2 separate regions of the Homo sapiens genome follow, and region 1 is linked to region 2. A link is an interaction called in ENCODE POLR2A ChIA-PET data of the cell type or tissue named here. Cell type or tissue: GM12878. All regions are shown on one strand. Links, peaks and the distances in the headings refer to the core of each region. The heading gives the core; the rest is flanking DNA. Region 1 overlaps DUT (deoxyuridine triphosphatase). Region 2 overlaps FBN1 (fibrillin 1).

Region 1 (10,231 bases), core at 3,107-5,606, 200 kb after region 2:
AGAATTAATGAGTACATTGATAAAGTTCAAAACCAGGCAAAGCGAAACTTAGGCTTGATTAGGTTGCAAACTTTAAGGAAAAGGAAATTAAGTGTCAAAAGAATGGATACCCCTACAGGTGGCGTATGATTGAGAAGGAATGTACTCCTGGCAATATTCTGCTTGGTCACTTTGGTAATGGTTATTCAGATGTTCTTATTTTGTAGTTATTCACTATACTGTAAACTTGCTTTGTATGCTTTTCTAAATTTTACATTTCACCCAGTAAAAATACTATAATCAAACTTTATAGAAATAACACAGAAAAATGAGTCTCCAATAATCCCATTACGTTATTTTCTTTTATATGGCATATATTTTGCTTTTATTTCATTTTATTAATTTTGCTATTTCAGGGAAGTTCTATGAGTCCGCCCCTATGCCACCATCTTCCTATAGATTAAGTCCTCTAATCCTATTTCTGGTCCCTCAAGTCATATGTGACAAGGCTAATTCCATCTGAGTCCTTTTTGGAGACAGAGTCTTGCTTTGTCGCCTAGCCTGGAGTGTAGTGGTGTGATCTCGGCTCACTGCAACCCTGCCTTCTGGGTTCAAGCAATTCTCCTGCCTTGGCCTCCCAAGTAGCTGGGGTTACAGGCGCGTGCCACTATCCCCAGCTAATTTTTGTATTTTTAGTAGAGATGGGGTTTCACCATGTTGGCCAGGCTGGTCTCAAACTCCTGACCTCAAGTGATCCACCCACCTTGGCCTCCCAAAAGTGCTGGGATTACAGGCGTGAGCCACCGTGCCCAGCCCCATCTAAGTGTTTAATCTAAGGACATCTATCATATCCCAGGGACTTTCAATAGCCACTTCTTCCCCCATATTCCTCCCATTCCCGATACATTTCTTCTCTAAACAAAACATCCTGGGTCTTTCACCTAACCCCATGGACATACTCCAAATCTCTAATTTCCCGAGCAGCTTCATATCTGAGCATGTTCCTTTAAGCATGGTACACAGATGGAAACATTCCGGGTATGAAGAAATTAAACTCTCTCTTCTCTACATTCTCTACCTCTACCACTTGGAAGAGGCTGAAGATACTGCACATATGGACTTGAAGGCATAAGGGCCTGCATTTTAAGTCACTGGTGTGGTCTCAATGTGTCCCCCAAAATTCATGCTGGGAACTTAGTCTCGAATGCAACAGTATTGGGAGGCAGCGCCTAACGGGAAGTGTTTAAGTCCTAAGGACTGAGCCCTCATGAATGCATTATAGTGCCCTTATAAAATGGGCTTGTGGGAGTGGCTCTTTTCTAGTCTTCTGCCATGTGAGGATATGACATTCCTCCTCTCTGGAGGACATAGCAATGAGGCACCATCTTGGACTTCCCAGCCTCCAAAACTGAGAATAAATTTCCATTCTCTGTAAATTACCATCTCAGGTATAGCAGCACAAAACAAAGACAGTGATCATCATAGCTGAAATGTTATACAGGTTACTAAACCTCTCTGAGCCCATTTCTGCATTCTGTACAATGGGTTTTACCTACTCTCTCACAGTATGAGTAAAAAACCAGGTGTTTATGAAGTGCCTGTTACAGCAGACTTTCTGTAAGAGGTAACTGACATTAACAGTGTAAACTAAGACCATATTTCTCGGTAGCCATGTAATACTGTTTGTTCTTACTCAACTGTTACTCGGTATTGATCACAGTTTAGTTGCACAAAACAGAATTCATTCTGGTTAGTTTAGCAGGAAAACATTTAAAATTTATTGACAACAGAAATATTTTATAGCCCAACCTGGTATGCAAAAATGCTGGCTATGTCCCACTGAGTTGATTTCATGGCTCACTAATGAAATGTGAGCCACAGAGGGACAATTACATTGCAGGGTATTAAATGGCCTGGAGAATCACCAGAAAAGAACACTCTTGCCTGTGCTTCCACAAACTGGGTGGTCAAGTGGGCTGATAGTTCCAGAAGCACTCCATGTGTATAACCCACATCCTCAAAACGATGCCTGGTGTCTCACAGAATCTGATGGACAAAACCTAAGTGACACCCAAAACCCTGATACAAAGGAATCTGAGAAACATAGTAAAGAAAGGAAAGCACACTAGCAAAACTTCCAAAAGATGTTAATCAAGGTAAGCCACAGAATCAGTCCCATATCTGCAATGAAATGCTGCTTATGTATGTGAGACAGAAAAACCTGGTGGCTGAAGTATTATTTCATTTATCTTATCTCTATAAATGGCATATTTTCTTGATTACAGCCTATTGCTACTTCACTGAGGGAAAACTCGTAACTACAACTAGTACAATTTGCCTGATGAGATGAAATTCAAGGGAACAAACCTAAAGTAACAAATCCCCAAGTTACATGTCTTTCACAAACATACCTCTACCCAGTCAATAGAGGATTTATCAAAAGAAAGATTAATAGTGGAAAAATAAACTGAGGATTCTTTTTCTCACCCTCATCACAAAGAATCTTAAGATTAAAAAGAAGTTTTTAGACTAGTGAAGAGAAGGGAAGAACAAGGAATACCTTTAATCTCTCCTTTTCATTTTTATTTTAGTTCAGCTTATGCAAGATTTTGTACCTTGTGAAAGAATTTGTTTACTGAATAAAAAATATTGCTTAAGATTTAAAGCAATTAAAGCAAAATAAGTTGCTGAAGGGAGATCATATGAGTTAAATACAGGCTTTTTTTTTTAATCTGTAATTGATTTACATTTGATTTTAAGAAGACACTGTTTACATCAGGTCACCACAAAGCAGATTTACATACAACCTTCAATTGCGGAAAAACAAAGTTTCTTTTTGATCCAAACACAAAGAAAAACTTCTTTGTGTTTTTTTTTAATGATCTTTTCCTTGATCATAAAAAAAAGTAAAAAATGCAGTACTTTTAGAAGGTAAAGCTAGTAAGTTTACAGAAGTGCAAAACACCAAAACACTTGAAGCAAAAACTTTTTTTTTTTTTTTAAGAAAAAGGTATGACTTCTTGTTTTCTGTTCTTGGCATAAATTTTAATTCTTTCCAGTGGAACCAAAACCTCCTGAACCCCTTTCGGTGTCATCCAAGGCCTGAAAGATAGAAAGGTAGTAAGCTTCACAGTTTTTTTTAAGAGCCTCTTTCAGTTTTCCTCTCCAGCTCCTAAGAAAAATACAGCCAGAATTCTACTCTTGCTATATCATCTTTTCAAAAGGGAGATTACAGAAAGAAAATTAAATTCTAAAAAGCTCCATAAATTAGAATACTGGATAACTTTAAAAAATTCTAATAAAATATTAGAAGTTCACAGTATGTTTAAATAACTTATTATCCAAAGTAATACTACATAATAGCTACATGAAAAACATTTAAAGAAATTCTAAAACTAGTATTTTAAATTTGCTTAAAATAAGTTTAGTCATATATACTATTTAGTTACAAACAGCATATTAAATTCTCAAGATTATATATATTTCTTCACTTAAGATGTTATATTACTTATTCTGTATCTTCCTTTGTAATACTTACTTGAACTTCTTCTATTTCTGGATAAAAAATCCGTTCGCAAATGAGCTGTGCAATTCGATCACCTTTTTTGACTTCAAAGAAAGAATAGTTTATTACTGACGTTACTGACACATTCGCCATATCCTGTCTTATTCAATGAGAATTAAAGGAGTCAATATTAATTTACACATACATGACTCTGAAAATTCACTAAAATTATGTGAATGTATATATTTAACATACCTTCAAACTTTTCTTTGCCAAAATTAAACAGTACAACACCAACATTTCCTCTATAATCTTCATCTATGACACCAGCTAGAGAAAAGAAAAGTAATATTATCTCAATTTTTGCTATTGGAATACTAGAGGTGTAAGATTATCTCAAAATCATTATCATGTAGCTCTGAGATTTGTATTCTTACAATTGAATAAGTGAATCTTGCCCTGGTACTATGTAAAGCCTCAAAACCAAGAAATGACATTACTAAAATACAAATAAAAATTTAGAAAACAGGTCCTAATTTTCCAACCTGTCACTCTTTATCAAATGGCGACCATTTCCTATTTTAAGCTGGCAGTAGCAATGGCCATCTCCAACCTACTGTCTACCCACGGCACACTTGCCAAAAAGACTAGGAGAAAATTACGATTTGGGTTTTAAAGGTTTTTCCTGGTATCAGCTTCCCGCTAATACCCAGATTGAAATACGATTGAGTCATAAATAAAAATGTCAAAAAGCCTAAAGCTCTGCAGTGGAGTAAATCAACGCTGACATTGTTAAGCAGCAGTCTTGCAAATATTAGAATATTCCATTTTTACACTAAAAATGAAGCTGTATTTTTCAGTTCATAATCTTCCTCTCCTTTTAATCTGAACCACCATCCTTTCTTAGAGCATGGTTTCTCAGAAGACTGTAGCACATAGGCTTCATGAGTACAACTTTTTTTGTGTAATTAATACTTGTTTAAGATTATGAACACAGGGGGAGAAGATCTTTGCAGGGGAGACTTGAGCCAGGTCCCTGACATAGCCCAGAGAGTTATACTTACCAGACTTGCTAGCATTTATCTTTGAGCCAATAATTTAAAATATTTCCATAAGCACAAGCACAGATAATACAGGTGCACCGGGCCTTTTCATTTTTTTATATTGATAAATAATTCACAAAGCATACAATTTATCCATTTGAAGTGTTACAATTCCACAGTTCATAGTGTATCAGAGTTGGCCAACTATCGTCACAGTCAATTATAGCACATTTACATTACCCTCCCTCCAAAAATCCCCTACCTTATTAGCAGTCACTCCCCTTCCTCCTCCCACCCCCAATTTCCTGCTATACACGTTAATTCTTTCTCCTCAGTTTGTGAAAGGCTGGATAAGACTCACGTGAATCTAACTGAAGACAGCTCCATGTCACATCTTACTTGTTATTAATACTCTACCCCAAACAAAAGCCCTGATGAAGGAAAAAATATGGAAATAAAAATAATCCTGTGTTCAGCTCAATGGGCAGTAATGCTATTTGCCCATACTCCTCATTATTTGAAAGCTGAGAAAACAGACAAAAAAACCCCAAAGCATACCCACCCCCCATTTTTTAAGAACAAGGGTAATTCCTAAGCATATCCTTTCAATTTTCTCATATAATGGGGGGAAAAAAGCAAACCCTTAGGTCCACCACGGGGAAAAATATTCAGCAAAAACAACATTTTAGATTTTCCGAATGGATTACAACATACGTTTAAATGAACCCCTGTGCTTTATGAATGAATTACTAGGGACAAGTGAATCTGAATTTAAGCACTTCTTAAAAGGTTCCTGATGCAACACTTTTACGAGAAGAGTGAGTATAAAACTGGGCAGAAAAGCAGCAAAGGCAGTTCATCTCCTGTCGGGCCTGAAGGAAACAATCCATTATTGAACTTGACCAATTCCAATACCAAACCCTGCTTTATTTCTCCACCGTCAGTTGACCATTAATTTACACCTTAATATTTATGAAAAAATTTGATATAAAGATGAAACCAGCTGTTTTCCATATTATCTATATGGAAAAAATTTTGACTGCAGGGACAATTTAAATTAGATTTAATGAAGAAATCCCTCAACATAGCATGTTGTTCCATGCTAGAAAAAATGGCCACAGTAGGCTAGAGAACTTCCATGCTGGGAGATTTTGAGGTACAAGCTAATAATTCATCTATCTTGAATGAGTTAGAGAAAGACATGGACTGACTTCTGAACTATTGTTTCTACTTTATTCAAAAATTTTTAAATAACTAAAACAATACAAATACATATAAAGTAAAAGCTTATAATATTCTCTTACCCTCCCTGAGATAGCTAATGTTACAGAAATATATCTTACATACTACTTTATTTTTTTCTTTTTATCCTTTGAGATTAATATATGTAAATGTTAGCCATTCTTTTTAGATACAAGATATGGAAATATGGGTTCTCTCTCTCCTTCTCTTTCTTTTTTTGGCAGGGTCTCACTCTTATAGCCCAGGCAGGAGTATAGTGGTATGATCACAACTCACTATAGCCTCAACCTCAAGTGATTCTCCCACCTCAGCCTCCAGGTACAAAGGCACCACCACACCTGGCTAATTTTTGTATTTCTTGTAGAGAGAAAGTATCCCTATGTTGCTCAAATAAGCCTCAAACTCCTGGGCTCAAGCAATCTGCCTGTCTCAGCCTCCCAAAGTGCTGGGATTACAGGCATGAGCCACAACGCCCAACCTGTACCATTGTTTCTATGTAACTATTCTCTTGCATAATATCAGACACAGGCTGCTTTTACATTTTGCTATAATAAATGAAGCAGCCCTTTAAGTATATCCTTGTATATGAATGCTTTTTATTTTCATCAAATAGGTTGCAAAAAAGGTGTAGCCACTCAAACTTCCATCAGCAATATTTGAGAATGCCCATTTCCAAAATCCTTGCCAATATTTGATGGCAACAATCTCTTACATTCTGGCCAATATGATGAGTACAAAATGGCTATCTCATTGCCTTACTTTTCATTCCCTGATGACTAGTGAGGCTGGATTTTTTTCCTCCCATTTGTTGGACATTTGCATGTCCTTGTCTATATTTTGTGTATGTTTTTTTCTCATTTGTTCTTTTTCATATAAGTTGCAAATATTTGCTTGTTGGCTTTATAGTATCTTCTAACATACAAAAACACTCCCTTTTTGAAAGGCCTCTGCTAACGTATCTGTAAAGCAGTCCTATCAGAACTACTCAAATGATTGGGTGTCTTGAATCCTGCAGATAGGTGATCTTTATGCTTGGGCCACGAAAATGTGAAAAACCTTTAAGTGACTAAAAGAAATTAAGAAGTTTGAAGTCAATTCAAATGTATGGCAGAAAAAAAGGCCCTCAATAGTTTTTTTTTTTGCATGAATGTTGACGGTATAAAAATTTCAGTAGTTCCAAATTCATTTACCACCCAATTGCCATTCGACCTCCAAGAAAAGCCTTCTCTGCCTACAGGATATAAGTATCAGGGATATTTCTCCTCAGAGAAAGCAGAAAGTAACTTGAAGTTATCACTGGAAAAATCATGCATTGGAACTGGCAGAGTGATTAACTGACTTCAGGCAAAAGTTTTACTGTGTCAAGAGTTTGGCATGTCATTTGTTGGAAACCTTTTTTAGTGAAAAACTATCCACACCTACCAGATGTGAATTCTGAACAGAATCCTGAATGCTCAACTTTTCCCTTTGACCCTTATTTAGAGCCTGGGATTTCTAACAACATCTCTCTTCAGAAATAAAAACTGTTGCCAACTATGATAAACTTGTGCCTAAGGGAGATTGTTAAGATTCTCTGCATCCAAGAACACACCACAATGTGATTTTATGAATAACACCATACCAACCACTAGGCAAACTAACTTTCCATTCTTTTACATGAATTTTTTTCCAGAAAGTTGTTTTAAACAGAGCAAAAATTAGTAACAAAGTCGAATAAAAGAAAAAGTTTCCACATAAAAACAATCTGTGAAGTCCCTAAGGACAGAAATTATATCTCACAGAATCTAATATGTGCCAAGTACTATATTAGGTATTTCATACACATTATCATTTAATCCTCCTACCTCTAGAGGCAGGCACACTAATTTCCATTGTAAAATGAGGAAACAGGCTCAGAAAGGTTAAGTAATAACTAGTTAATGACAGAGCTGGGACCTACATCCAGTTGTTATTCCAAAGCTCCCGTTCCTTGAACAATCATTTGAAACTTCATTGAAAATATATACAATTATTTATATCCTTAAGTTACTGTCCCAAAATGACCACAGTTGACCTTGTAAAAGCATTTTTGAACATCGGGCATAACTTACAGAGCCCAAGGAATCCTCAACCCAAGAGTGGGCTGTCAATGTCCACCCTGCTATGTAAAACTCAGCTCCCCTTTAGTCCCTAAAGGGTGTACTTTTGGGGTCCTGTCTTGTCCCACAGCACCACCTGGTGACACTATGGAGAGACACCACACCCACCAAATGTTAGACTAAGGGGCAGGTCTAGGATAGCCAGGTTTCATTAAGTGCTTAGTTAGCCCTTGCAGTGGCACATAAAAGTGAGCTAATTCTGGACGTGTTTAGTTGGTGAGGGGGATGCAGCAGGGTAATCTCCACAATTAATTGCAGTGGAAAGAACAAGGAGGCTGGAATCACACAGAGACTCCAGTTTTTACCACATATCCATGTGGGCTCATTTCTAAGCCAGTTTTCCTGATCTGTTAACAAGCCTCCATAAAGCAGCTCTGTAAAAACGGGTGGAGGAGGAGATCTAGCACACCTACTTATGTGGGGGCCAAGGTATCTTGTTAAGTGAAAGATTCACTACTGATGGGATAAAGGGTCAGTATGTAAGGACCACATAAGTGGGGTCTGAATCCCAGTTGGAGCGGACCTGAAACAAGGAAACCACATCAGGAAAGTAGAAATTTCCTTACAATAAGAGGAGTAGCTCTGTATCAAGAGTAGTTAGCAGAGGACACTGAGGGTTCTTCATGAAAGGTACCACATGAGGTAGGGTTAACTTTGAGACAAACATGAGAAAGGCTTTATTATAAGGGAAACAGGTAACACAGAGGACTGTCTTAACAAATTTAGAGAAAAGTGTTTTCTCTCCTGACTTCAGGGAAAGATTTTCTTCTTAAATTTTGCTAAAGACAGATAGCTCTCTTATGAAGAAAATTCTTACAAGATAGACCTGTGTTTTCTAGAACTTTTGTTGCTTAAATAATTACTTAATTATTATATCATTAAATCTGTCATTATTAATTAGGTAATCATTATTTTAAAAATTAAGTTAGTAGTTAAACAAAATATAATTACTTAAAATAACCACAAAGCTTTTCCTCCTATTATAACAAGCTTTCCTCTAATCATTTTCTTTTCTTAAAAATAAAATCTGTCATTTGAATATTACCTTTTAAAGACAAAGTAAATACTTGCAAACATTTACAGAATAAAAAAGGAAATATATTACCTCCTACATCAATAAAGTGTTTTGCAGCCAAGCCTGACCGTGGAGCTAAAAAACAAAAAAGGAGACATTGGTTATTTTAAGGGGGAAGGGCTATATCAGAGATAACTGATGCAATTTAAGCATGTCATTCTCTTCACCTATAATATCTATATCTTCATCTTAACTTTAGCACATGGTTTTGAATTAAAGAATATATATTCATCATACTGCATTACCAAAGTTGGAAAGACTAGTTTAGAAAAATTCCACAAGGTTTTAATTCAAAACTAACTTAAACCACTCCCATGTGACTTCAGTCAGAATTTGTGGTGCTGCAGACAGGGGAGAAGGACTGCTAGAATGAGCTGAAAGGTGAGCAAGCGGGAACAACTGTAGGCTGCTCTTTCAAGAAGTTAAGCCTCAAAGGGGAAGAAAGAGAAGTATGGCCAGCAGGAACACACTACTGAGGAAGAAGACTTTGGTTTTAAGATGGGACACCACAACATGTACAATGCAGATGGGAAGGGAAAGGAAGAGGAAGGGAGAGGGAAACAAACCTAACCAAATAGTAGCAGACCATAGCCTACAACTTGGGACCCCACTATTCATGATTCAGATGCCAAAAGACATGCCTGTAGGAAACACATGAACCAGAGTAAGATAAATGGGCTAATATCAGTTAAGTAAAAATGCCAAAAACTAAGTCTCAATGATTCAATGCTAGTATACTTTTTAATCCTAAAAAATGAAAAAAATAAAAAGCTAAGGTTACACCTTATTATTGCAGACTCAAGCATCAGGCCTATAATTAATTATCCTAACTTCCAGCATTTTATTTTAGAATAATTTAAATCAGGCACTTTGTCAATAATGCTGCCTCTTTCTGTACTAACCTTTATTTCACTCCATCTCCTGCCCCTTCCCCTGAAAAAATTCTAAAAAATGGAGTCAATGATGCTCAAGAGATGAGATGAGAGCCCATCTTGTTATCTTTTAAGGGCTGAAGTACTGGCAGTTTCCTCACTCATGGCTAATAATATAGTGCCAGTCTAGCTCCTTTCCCTGGAGGAGGGCGTCACAGCTCCATTGCCTCCTTTATGTTTACTCTGAAGTTAGTCAAAAAGAACTTACGCTCTTGCAAAGAACTGTCTGGTAACAACTGATCCGCTCCAGAAAAATCAAACCTGTTGACGTGTACTCCATTTTGTCCTAGCTCCTCCCAGTGCCTCTACAACACTGA
Region 2 (10,231 bases), core at 4,881-7,380:
TAAGGCATATACTATTCTGCCACTGGCTCCACTGGGCAACACTTAGCTAGAACTAGAGTGGCCTATCTGCCCATGGGATAGTATTAAGATTTAACTCTTCACATCATGTGTACCTGGGGTGTCTGGGAAATAACTATTAATTCCAAAGAGCAGGATGAATATTTGCATAATTGCTAGTCTGTGCCATAAAACAGTTGTCACTCACCAGTGGCCCAGAATATCGAAATCTGTATGTTTCCAGTGGAGCTGCCAAGAGACCCCATGTGATTGTCCCATTAGTGATGTGTTCTCACTCCACTTAGCAGGTCTGAAAAATGGACGACCATAAAATAACAGTGAAAACTCAGTTCTAGGGTCTGCTGCCTTAGTTGTTGGTGTCTAAGAATATGGATCATCTGTTGTATTTGATATCTGAGCACGTACTGATTTTTGTCAGGAATCTTCTCTTGTTGATGAATTAAATCTACATAATCGGGTTTTGGTGCTGCTGCCTCTCCCACCCCCTCAGCTCCCATGCCTGTCTTTTGCACGGTTCACTCACGTGTTCTGAGTAATGCTTGTACTTTCTTCCAACTTGTCTTTCTTCAGCTGAGTTCAGTGCCAGACTCTGAGCTGGAAACAGTCTCAGGAATTTTTCATTCATCAGACATTTTCTTCCAAAGAAAAGTTCTGAGAAGAGGAGGGCCACCTTGATAGTATGTTAGCATGCTTCTGTGACTGTGTGTGTGTGTGTGTGTGTGTGTGTGTGTGTGTGTGTGTGTGTGTGTGTGTGAAAGAGAGAAGATATACAAACAACCTATATACCACATATCTATTAGCACATGGATATTTGATAAAAAGCCAATTCTAGAAATAACATTTGCCAACCAATGTATCAAAACCATCTCCCTGCCGTTTATCTGTCTTGATATTACAGAAAGTTCATATTTATAGAAGGCATTTCTCAGCTGTGGTTAATAATGGCTGAACTTTTGTCCCTGCTTTAAGTTTTCCACCAGATCTCTCAGAATTGATGCTATCATGGAATGTGAATGTGGTGTGTCTCCATTTCCTGTAGAATGAACTCAGGGCTGGCAGCTAAAGCTAGTGGTCTTGGATTCCCATGCCCTGTCATTTACGAAAGGGGCAGTGGAGTTCCTCTGGAGGAAATCCCACCCACCACGCCAGGATTCCATCACATATTGTTGGTCTGGGCCGTGGGTACTTCATACTTGGTTTTCTGTGAAAATTCACCAAGTGTGTTTGAAGTAAGAATCTCAACCCTAATGTTTATACATAAATGTCTGAATATGATAGGAGTAAATGCTTGCTCACAAAAAGGAAGGGAAGGAAAAGAAATTTATAAAAAAGCAAAAACACACAAGTCAGGGTATAATTACATTATACACAGGTTTTGTTTTTGTTCATTTTGATAGCATTAAGATTTACAGATAATATGATTTTATTTAGGGACAGCCTCACTAATTCAAGTTACCTGTTCTACACCAGGTACCTTATTGTGAGAATGGGAAGAACTTGTTAACGGATTATTAGTATTTACAGCCTAATCTTCCCTAGTTTCCCCGTTTCAGCAAATGACCATTTATTCAGTGATGGAAGCCAGAAGCCCGGGAGCCTTCCGGTTTCCCTCACGCTTCCCATCTGATCCATCCACACGTGCTGTTGGTTCTTTGGCCCAAGGACGTCCCCTACCTGCTGGCCTTCCACCCTTTCTATGCCACCACTCTCGCCAACTTTCACCTCAAATCCTTCAGTAGCCTCCCTGAAACCCTTTCCATTTCAACTCCTGAGCCCTTAAAGGAGCACACTTCTCAAATAACAGTGGCTTTTATTTTCAGTGGCTTTTTATTGAGCTTTGAGCCAGATCCAGACTCCTCATCATATCCCGAGATGTCCTGCATAATCCAGCCCCTGCCAAAGGATCCAACCTCATGGCATGCCCCTTCCCCTTTGCACTCAAAGCTCTGGTCACAGCGGCTTTCTTTTAATCCTAGAGAAGCCAGGCTATCTGCCAGCCCAGAGCCACTGTTCTTGCTGTCTCCCATACTTAGAAAGCGCTTAGATGTTGCACAGCTGGCTTGTGCTCATCCTTTAGGCCTCAGTTTAAATGTCACCTCCTCAAAGAAGTCTTTTCTGATAACTTTTACCAAGGCAGGTGTACCCAATTATTCTCTATGACAGCAGCATGCTTGTTTCATTTGTAACTAAATTACAACCTCAAATCTAAAACTATTTTAATGTGTTGATCTATTTATTCACTACCTCCTCCACAAGATTGCAAACTCCATGTGAACAGAGGTTTTATGTTGTGCTATTCACTGATACAGGGTTGTGGCTCAATAAGTATTTGTCGAATGCATTAAGGAAACCCATGATTCTGTTTTACAGTTGTAAAATGTAGGCCTTTACAACTGTAAAGCATTGAAGTCAAAGTGTTTAATTTAATTTTAGGTTGTGGAATTTCTTTCTTTCTTTCTTTCTTTTTTGATACAGGGTGTCACTCTGTTGCCCAGGCTTGAGAGCAGTGGTGTGATCGCGGCTCACTACGGCAAGCGATCCTCACACCTCAGCCTCTTGAGTAGCTGGGAGTACAGGCGCCTACCATCACACCCAGCTACATTTTTGTGTATTTTTTGTAAAGATGGGGTTTTGCTGTGTTGCCTAAGCTGGTCTTGAACTCCTGGGCTGAAGCGATCCACCTGCCTCGTCCTCCCAAAGTGCTGGGGGTATAGGCATGAGCCACTGTGCCAGCTAGAATTTTCTTTTTATTGTGTTAAAGTATACATAAGATAAAATTTACCATTTTAACCACTTCTTTGTGTACAGTTTGGTGGCATTAAGTACATTCACATTGTTGTGCACCTTGTCACCCCCATCCATCTCCAGAACCTTTTCATGTTCCCAAACTAAAACTCTCCATTCCTCCCTCCCCTAAATCCCTGGCAACCATCATTGCACTGCTGTCTATGAATTTGACTGCTCTGGGTACCTCATATTAGTGCACTGCAATCGATTGATATTTTATATCAATTTATTTTTATTGCCTCTTTACCAACATATGCCTTCACCCTCCACGTACACAATATTCAGTGTTAAAATTGGCTTGCTACTGAAAATCTCATTTCTAATAATTATTTAATGATAAAACATTCTATTAGGATTCTTCATGAACTTAATTCATCTTTTGTGGAACTTATTTTTGGAAAATAAACAATATTACAAGGTACTTTTATGATATACAGGTTAATTTAAGAATATGTTGCCCCTGACAATTTTTATATTTAATCATAAGACCCTTTCCTCTTGGGCTACTAATCTTGTTTTTGGATTGGAGAGAATATTTTATGCTTCATGGCTTTGAAAAAATATAAAAGAACAAATAAATTGTTATACAATATTATTGTTTTTGTCTTGCTGTTTAATAGCTGATGCTCTGTGGTCAAACTTCAGTGTTTGGTTTAACGTGGCATTTCATACAAGCTGTTTTAAAAGGGAATGAATCAGAGCCAACTGGTTCTTTAAAGTGGAATTTGCAGACCATTAAGAATGAAAGTATTCTGTATGATTTTATTATCTTGATGGTAAATATGTCACCCAAACTATGATTTGACTTTACCGATTCTCCCAGTCTTTTTTTTTCTAGTAAAAGTAGAGATAACTTTACAGGAAGATGAAAGTCAGTAATGACTTGTAGGATTTATAGTGAAGGAACAAATAATATCAGGTAAATGATTATTTCAAAATGAGATATTCTTTTACTCTGAACAAGATTTCTAACTGTTTTCTTCATCATGGAACAGAATAAAATGTGGTAACAATTTGCTGCAGTTGAATTGCTGCCACACATAATTGGGTCCCACAGAACTATGGCCTGGATTTTGGTGAATTGCTTAGTCTGCATGTTAGATTAAAAGGTGTACAACAAATCACCTTGTTTCTGCAGTTTTGAATGACATTTACATTTAAGTCATAGTGGTAATACTTTTCATTTATGGAATAAAGAAAATAAAATCAGGGAAAATACTAATGTAGAAATGGTTTTGTTTTTTTCCTATATGGTTTATTTCTAAAGTGCTTTTTAAAAACATTTAGTTACAATTAAGCCATACCTCAGAAGCAGTTTGTTAAAGGTAAACATTTTGCATAATACAGTTTGGTAAATTTTGCCAAAAGGTTGTATTCTTTTAATAACACTGTATAGACCATGTTAAATAGGTAATCTTGTGTGCAGTATTTTATATAAATGCATGGATTGGAAAGTATATTCAAACCTTATTGTGTCATTTTAAAAATGCCATGTAGCTTAAATAAGATGGGAGAAGCAACATTGCATAGTAAAAGTAGGCCTGAAAGGAATTTCTTTCCCCTGAAATTTTATTATAAAAAATTTCAAACTTAAAGTTGAAGGAATAATATAAAGTATACACATATACTTTCCACTTATATTGAATAATTGTTCCCACTTTTATACACATAATAGCTCTCTATGTGTATGTACACATATGTATGTATATATGTGTATATAGAATATGTAAAATATATATTAAAATATGTATTTATTATTTATTTACATTGCTGAATTATTTGAAAGTTAAGTTGCATACATCATGAGACGTCACCTCTAAGCACTAAGGACATTCTTGTATGTAACCACAATACCGTTATCACACCTAGAAAAACAACAATTCTGCAGTGTCATGTAGTATGTAGTCCACATAAGATTTCTGAAATTGTCTCTTTTAGAAACAGTATCCAGTTGAGTTTTGATTATTATGATTTTTAATCTAAAATAATCTCTGTACTTCTTTTGGTGAAGAGAAAGTAATTTGCTTTTGGAAAAGTTCTAGACAATTGCCTTAGAAAATATCACATGTTCTGAGTTTTCTGGTTGTTTCCTTGTGGTGTAATTTACCTTGTTCCTCTATCCCTATATTCCCTTTCAGCTAGAAGTTTGGTGTGGAAGTTTGATTAGATTAAGCCTTGACACTTTTTGACAAGAAACTTCATAGATAATGTGCACTACTTTATATTTTATAAAATCAGGAGTCCCGGAAGAATTTCAGACGATCTCCGTGATAGTGCAATTCTGGAATGAATCAAGAGTTGACTTTTGGTGTTACTGATGCTAAATAGGCCTTGTATTTGGGCCCCAATTGGAGAATGCCCCTGGAATTCCACTCAGATACAAGCTGCAGCAGTGGGTAGGGGTTGGATGTGAGAGTTCCTGACAGCGGCATGAGATCATGTATATCAGTGTGCTTTGTAAAACTAGAAGGAAAGAGACTGGAAATGGGAATTCTACTAACTATTAGGACACTGCAGTAGTGGATGATCAACCTTCCTAAATTTTGACTTTGTTGTTTGCTTTGATGAGCTGGTAGTTAGTATAATTAACTATAATATAATTAGTAAAGAACATAATAAAGTGCCTCATAATCAGTGCAGCACTGTGGAAATGAATAGTATTTTGCCATGATTAGGATGTCAGTCCTAGTTGAGAAATACTGGGTTATGTCGAGTGGCAGTGATGCCAGTTTATGGGCTGGCTTATGTTCCTAAAGTTAGACTTTCAGATAAGTAGTTGTTATCTTGCAGAGATCTCCAATTAATCATGGCACACGAGTACTCTTCATTAAAGGAAAAGAGAAAGAAGGAAAAAAAATACACACACACACACACACACACACACACACACACACACACACACACACATCTTAGAGTCCTAGAGGGCAGAAATAATCTTGGGGAGCTTTTGCAAGACGTATATGCCTGGGCCCCATGCCACATCTACTGAATCGGGTTCCATGGGGAAAACTGGGGGAGGACAGGGTGGGACCCAGGCATCAGCATTTTACAAAAGCTCCCCCAAGTGATTCTATTATGTCCTAAGGTTAAGAATGATTGCAGTAAGAAGAAGTAACAGCAGTTAGGAGGCTGATTATGATAATGGAACTTCTTAACTTTAATTTTCCTTAGACTAAAAGTTCTCTGAACTCCTTCCTCAGAAAGTTGTATTGAAATTCCACACATTAGGAGCCTAATGTTCCCCAGGCCAACCTACCTGGGAGAAATAAGTGTGCTGTGACCCTCTATGTCATGGATAAATTGATATCTCATTCTTTTGTTTGTCATTTTTATGAAAAGAAGGATTTAAAATAATTGGAGCCTAGTGCCCAAAATTATATCCTTGTGCCTTCCCTGCAGTTTGTGGTTTAGTGACTGGGCAGGAGGGACGAGAATTCATTGTACCACAGAATATTCTTTCCCTGTAAACGATGCATTTGCTTCGGGGTGAAGTCTGATTACAAATGAAAGTGAAATAATGCTGTAGACCACAGCATTCTGAGCTGCAGAGCTGGGCATGAGCTGAGGATCAGAGGCTGCAGACACATGTTGGTCAGAGCCCAAGCCTTGAGGCCAAATCTAACGGGACTGGAGAGCAATCCTTGAGCTAACCACTCAGAATGGGAACATGGAGATGCAGAATTTCCCATGAACCAGCCACACTGGAGTAAGCCAGTTAAAAACAATTAGAGTCGCACTTTAATTTTGGAAAGACTTGGCCTGTTGCCCTAGTTCATGAAGGTCTTATAAGGAAGTGATTGTAGAGCAATTTGCAAATAGAAAGCATTTCTAATACTATATTTTAGTTGCATTAGGAATAATGATTTACACTGAAGCCAGGAATGAGTCAGACGTTACACAAGCTTTGAGTTAAGCACACTCCCTGTCTAATGCTGAGACTATCTGAAAAAAAAAAAAAAAAGAGTATGTAAATTTAGCTTAATATCATGTAAGTGCTATGGGAATAATTGTAAATAATTGGATTATTAGTAAGGAATTGGGAGTGTGGGCAGATTTCTTTCTGCGGTTGGAGTATTGGACTAAAAACAGCATAACCTTGGCAATCTAAATGAAGTACAGGACGAAAAGCACATGCCGCCAAATCGGAATGACATTTGAAAACCATGTTAATACAGCATTTACCTTCCAAGACATTTTTAGATCCAATTTTATTTCATCCAGATTATGCCTCTCCCTCTACAATCAGCAATTTTTGTTTAAAATATGGATCTACAAATACATTTATATCCACTTGCTAATCTGTACTGTCAAATAAGCCAGTTTGAATTTGTTTCCAAAATAACTTTGTCTATAGTGATAAATATCTAGCACAGAAATGTACTAAGTCCATAGTTTCTATTCTACATAAAGTATTCGCCAAATATATAGTATACTTAATAAATTGGATCCCTGTGGACTGTTGGGATGCCTAATATAGATTGTCAGAATTAACAACTACCATCTCGATTCTATGTATTTCATATTGAAATAAGAATAATACGTTATTGACCCTGGAAAAGTCTTAAGGGGTTTTTTTTTTTAATGAAGATCTTCCAATGAGAAATTCACATGTGAAGTTATGAATCAGTGGCAGACAGAACTGAATCAGATTTGTATTAGCATTTTGTAGAGTGTCTGGATTTTGCTGGTGTCACTCACAAAACACCATATTTGTATCTATCCTGAACCTTGGCAATCCTCATATATAAGATAATTCCATAGAGTATCTTGGCAAGAGGAGGTGGAAAAACAAATCCCAACAGTGTTGAAGAGAGGATTATAAATTAAAATTCATGTTGCGTTATGCTTTTTAAAAAGGATTGAATATGGCAAGCTAACCTGAATCTGTTTGATTAAAGCATTTGCACTTGTCTCAGTAAATTAACAGAAAGAAACAAGCCTAAATTCTCTTTCTTGTTACCTAACATGGAGAGTTTTATTTATTTTTTAAATAAAAGATTACACTGCTGTGATCTTTCTAGTCTCAGATGTAGGATATATATAGTCATAAAAATCTTGATGACTGTTTTTATCCTGAAAAGGATTCATTGTAATGTACACTGAATGCTATGTGTAATAATGAAGAATTAGAGGCAATTTAAATGATAGACAGTAAGAAAATTACTGAACACATTCTGTTATAACTTGATGGAAAATTATGCAGCAATTAAAATCATATTGTAGAATAGCATTTATTACATGGGAAAAAGCTTTGGCAATGTTAAGTGAAGAAAATCCAGCAGGATTCAAAAGTATATTTTTAGTATAATCCTTATTTTATGATTAAAAAAATAAAACACACACATGCATACACACAAAATCTTACGTACGATAATATAATCAATACGTTATCAAGGGTTTCTTTAGGTGTAATTACATTTGTTTATATGCTACTGCCTTTTCTCAATTGTCTAAAGTAATTACTTAATTTTGAATTAAAATACATAATAAAATATTGAAATAGAAAGGAAAGACCAAACAGCAAAGATGTATTTATTAAATCCCTATAGGTATTTGTTTGGGAGAATTGAGCCAAAAAAATAAAGATGACTTTGGTATTTCACTTTGTCCACATAGTTCCTGCATTTTAAAGAGATTTTGTTCCAAATTACTGCAGTGCTGAGTGACTTTTTCTTCATCGAAAGAACGAAATGAGGGCTGAGATTTATTCAACAGCTCAGTATTTAATACTTGTTTATATTTTTGTTTGAATTCAGTATCTGTGGAAGAAGATAGCAGGTTTTGAATAAATCTGGCATACAATGTAAAATATTAAACTATACCTACAGCTTGACTATATAAAACTAAAAAAACAGTAGAGTAAGAAATGCATAAACAAAGTAAAAAAAAAAAGACAAATGATAAACAGAGAAAGTGTCAGGAGACAGGGCTGGAAAGGTGGGTGGGGCTATATCATGCAGAGAAGAGGGACACAGAGGTCTTAGGCTTGTCTTTTGGCATGGTGAGTCTGGTTGCATGTAGATATCACTCACACAATTTTTGACCTGTTTGCATATCACCTGTACTAGTATTTAATATTTTTAAAAAATTGAATTAAAAGGTTTTTCAATTCATCATCCTCATAGCAGACATAACTGTGAAATCATGAGTCTGATATATTTATGCTGTTTCATAATACACATTAAAATTAATATGTGACTACTAAAATCTAAAATTATCTTGCATCCTGTGAGTGGGACATAACACTGGCATGGAGGGAGGGAGCTGGGGAACTGGGGACTCGGCATTTGGACCATCCTGTCTGTCTCTCCAGTGCTGCCATAGCTTGGATATGGTAGTCTTCTTTACATATATGACTGGCATGGAGTTTTGTTTTTGGAATTCTTCAGAAGGTTGATCTTACAGCATGGGCATCAGAGCAGTGCTGTTTCTGCAACACCATTGAACAGAGGTGGTTCATTGCAGATAGCAGAGGAGAGGGAGGAAGAGCACGTAGTGATGGGGAGCAGATGGAGTTGAAATTCCAAGGGAGGGGTTGGAGTGGAGATGCAAGAAAAAGAAAGCAAGAGAGAACACACAGGATAGAGGGATGCCAGCAGATAAGATTCAGCTATTGCCAAAACATTGTTACGATCCAGAATGTTGACTCTTGCTGGTACTGTAATGAAAAGTTGTCCTTTTTTCCTTAGTAAATAGCATGTCTGCGATGTCCTATGAGCTACTTAAAGAAAGAAGAAAATAATGAAAGCATCCCAGTAGTTTCATTAGCACAGCCAGTGATTTTCATAAAACTGTTGCGTTCACAGGTGAAAGGAACTTACTGGGGTCATTGAGTCCATTTTTAGACTCACAGGGATCACTGCACCTAAACACTTCTGAAAATGACCTGGAAGCATGCAAATGTTGGTTTGTGGATAGAAGCCCATGAGTCTTACCCCAGCCCAGCCTCCCTTGTCTGTCAAGGTCATTGTAGAACCACGGAAATGGATATTATGGCCCTGATTTCTCTCACAAGGGGACAACCTGGGTTTGGTCCTCTGTGCTCACTACGTCTTTATCTTTCTTATTTGTTGTTGGCTCTCTCTCTGTAGGAAAAAAAAAAAAGAGGCAGATCTTATAGCTGGTGGTAGACTGCTCTGATTGGAAATTCTCTTGTGGACTTAGCTTATCCCTGTTTTGCTTTAAGATGGTCCTTTTGCCTAGGGGTTACAATGATTTCAGACCAGTGTCCTCACTCTTTATATTAAAACCTAATGTGTTTTGCATGGACAAAATTTTAAATTCTTGTTTGTTGGTTTGCTTGTTTTGTATTTGAAATAAGATGACCCCAACTCAAAAGAAACAGATAACCATTTCTTTTATTGAAGGAACTCCCAGGAAGAAGGTGCCATGACTTGCCTCACTGCAAGCTTCAAAATTCTTTGCT

Evidence for each region. ChIA-PET counts read pairs that join two places held together with the same protein. Peaks named below come from ENCODE experiments on the same cell type or tissue, not always from the same donor. Only the 100,000 strongest peaks of a DNase experiment are listed, where the experiment ranks them.
Region 1: POLR2A ChIA-PET joins it to region 2 with 6 read pairs; 3 of 35 experiments call an interaction of 5 or more read pairs at or near these places.

What each region holds. Positions count from the first base shown.
Region 1 is chr15:48,334,872-48,345,102 of GRCh38, reverse strand. It overlaps DUT (deoxyuridine triphosphatase), which reads right to left. Exons shown (of 7, transcript NM_001025248.2): 4 at 9,013-9,057; 5 at 3,740-3,814; 6 at 3,518-3,588; 7 at 1,730-3,081. The coding sequence ends at 3,025. Among named protein-coding and RNA genes, the nearest start is that of DUT-AS1, 8.1 kb to the right of the region's middle. RefSeq lists a silencer at 8,017-8,086. In GM12878, for the core only: no CTCF peak of the experiment used is centred there; no DNase peak of the experiment used is centred there.
Region 2 is chr15:48,538,263-48,548,493 of GRCh38, reverse strand. All of the region lies in intron 6 of FBN1 (fibrillin 1), which reads left to right. Among named protein-coding and RNA genes, the nearest start is that of FBN1, 100 kb to the left of the region's middle. In GM12878, for the core only: no CTCF peak of the experiment used is centred there; a DNase peak (open chromatin) is centred at 6,333; H3K27ac peaks cover 264 bases.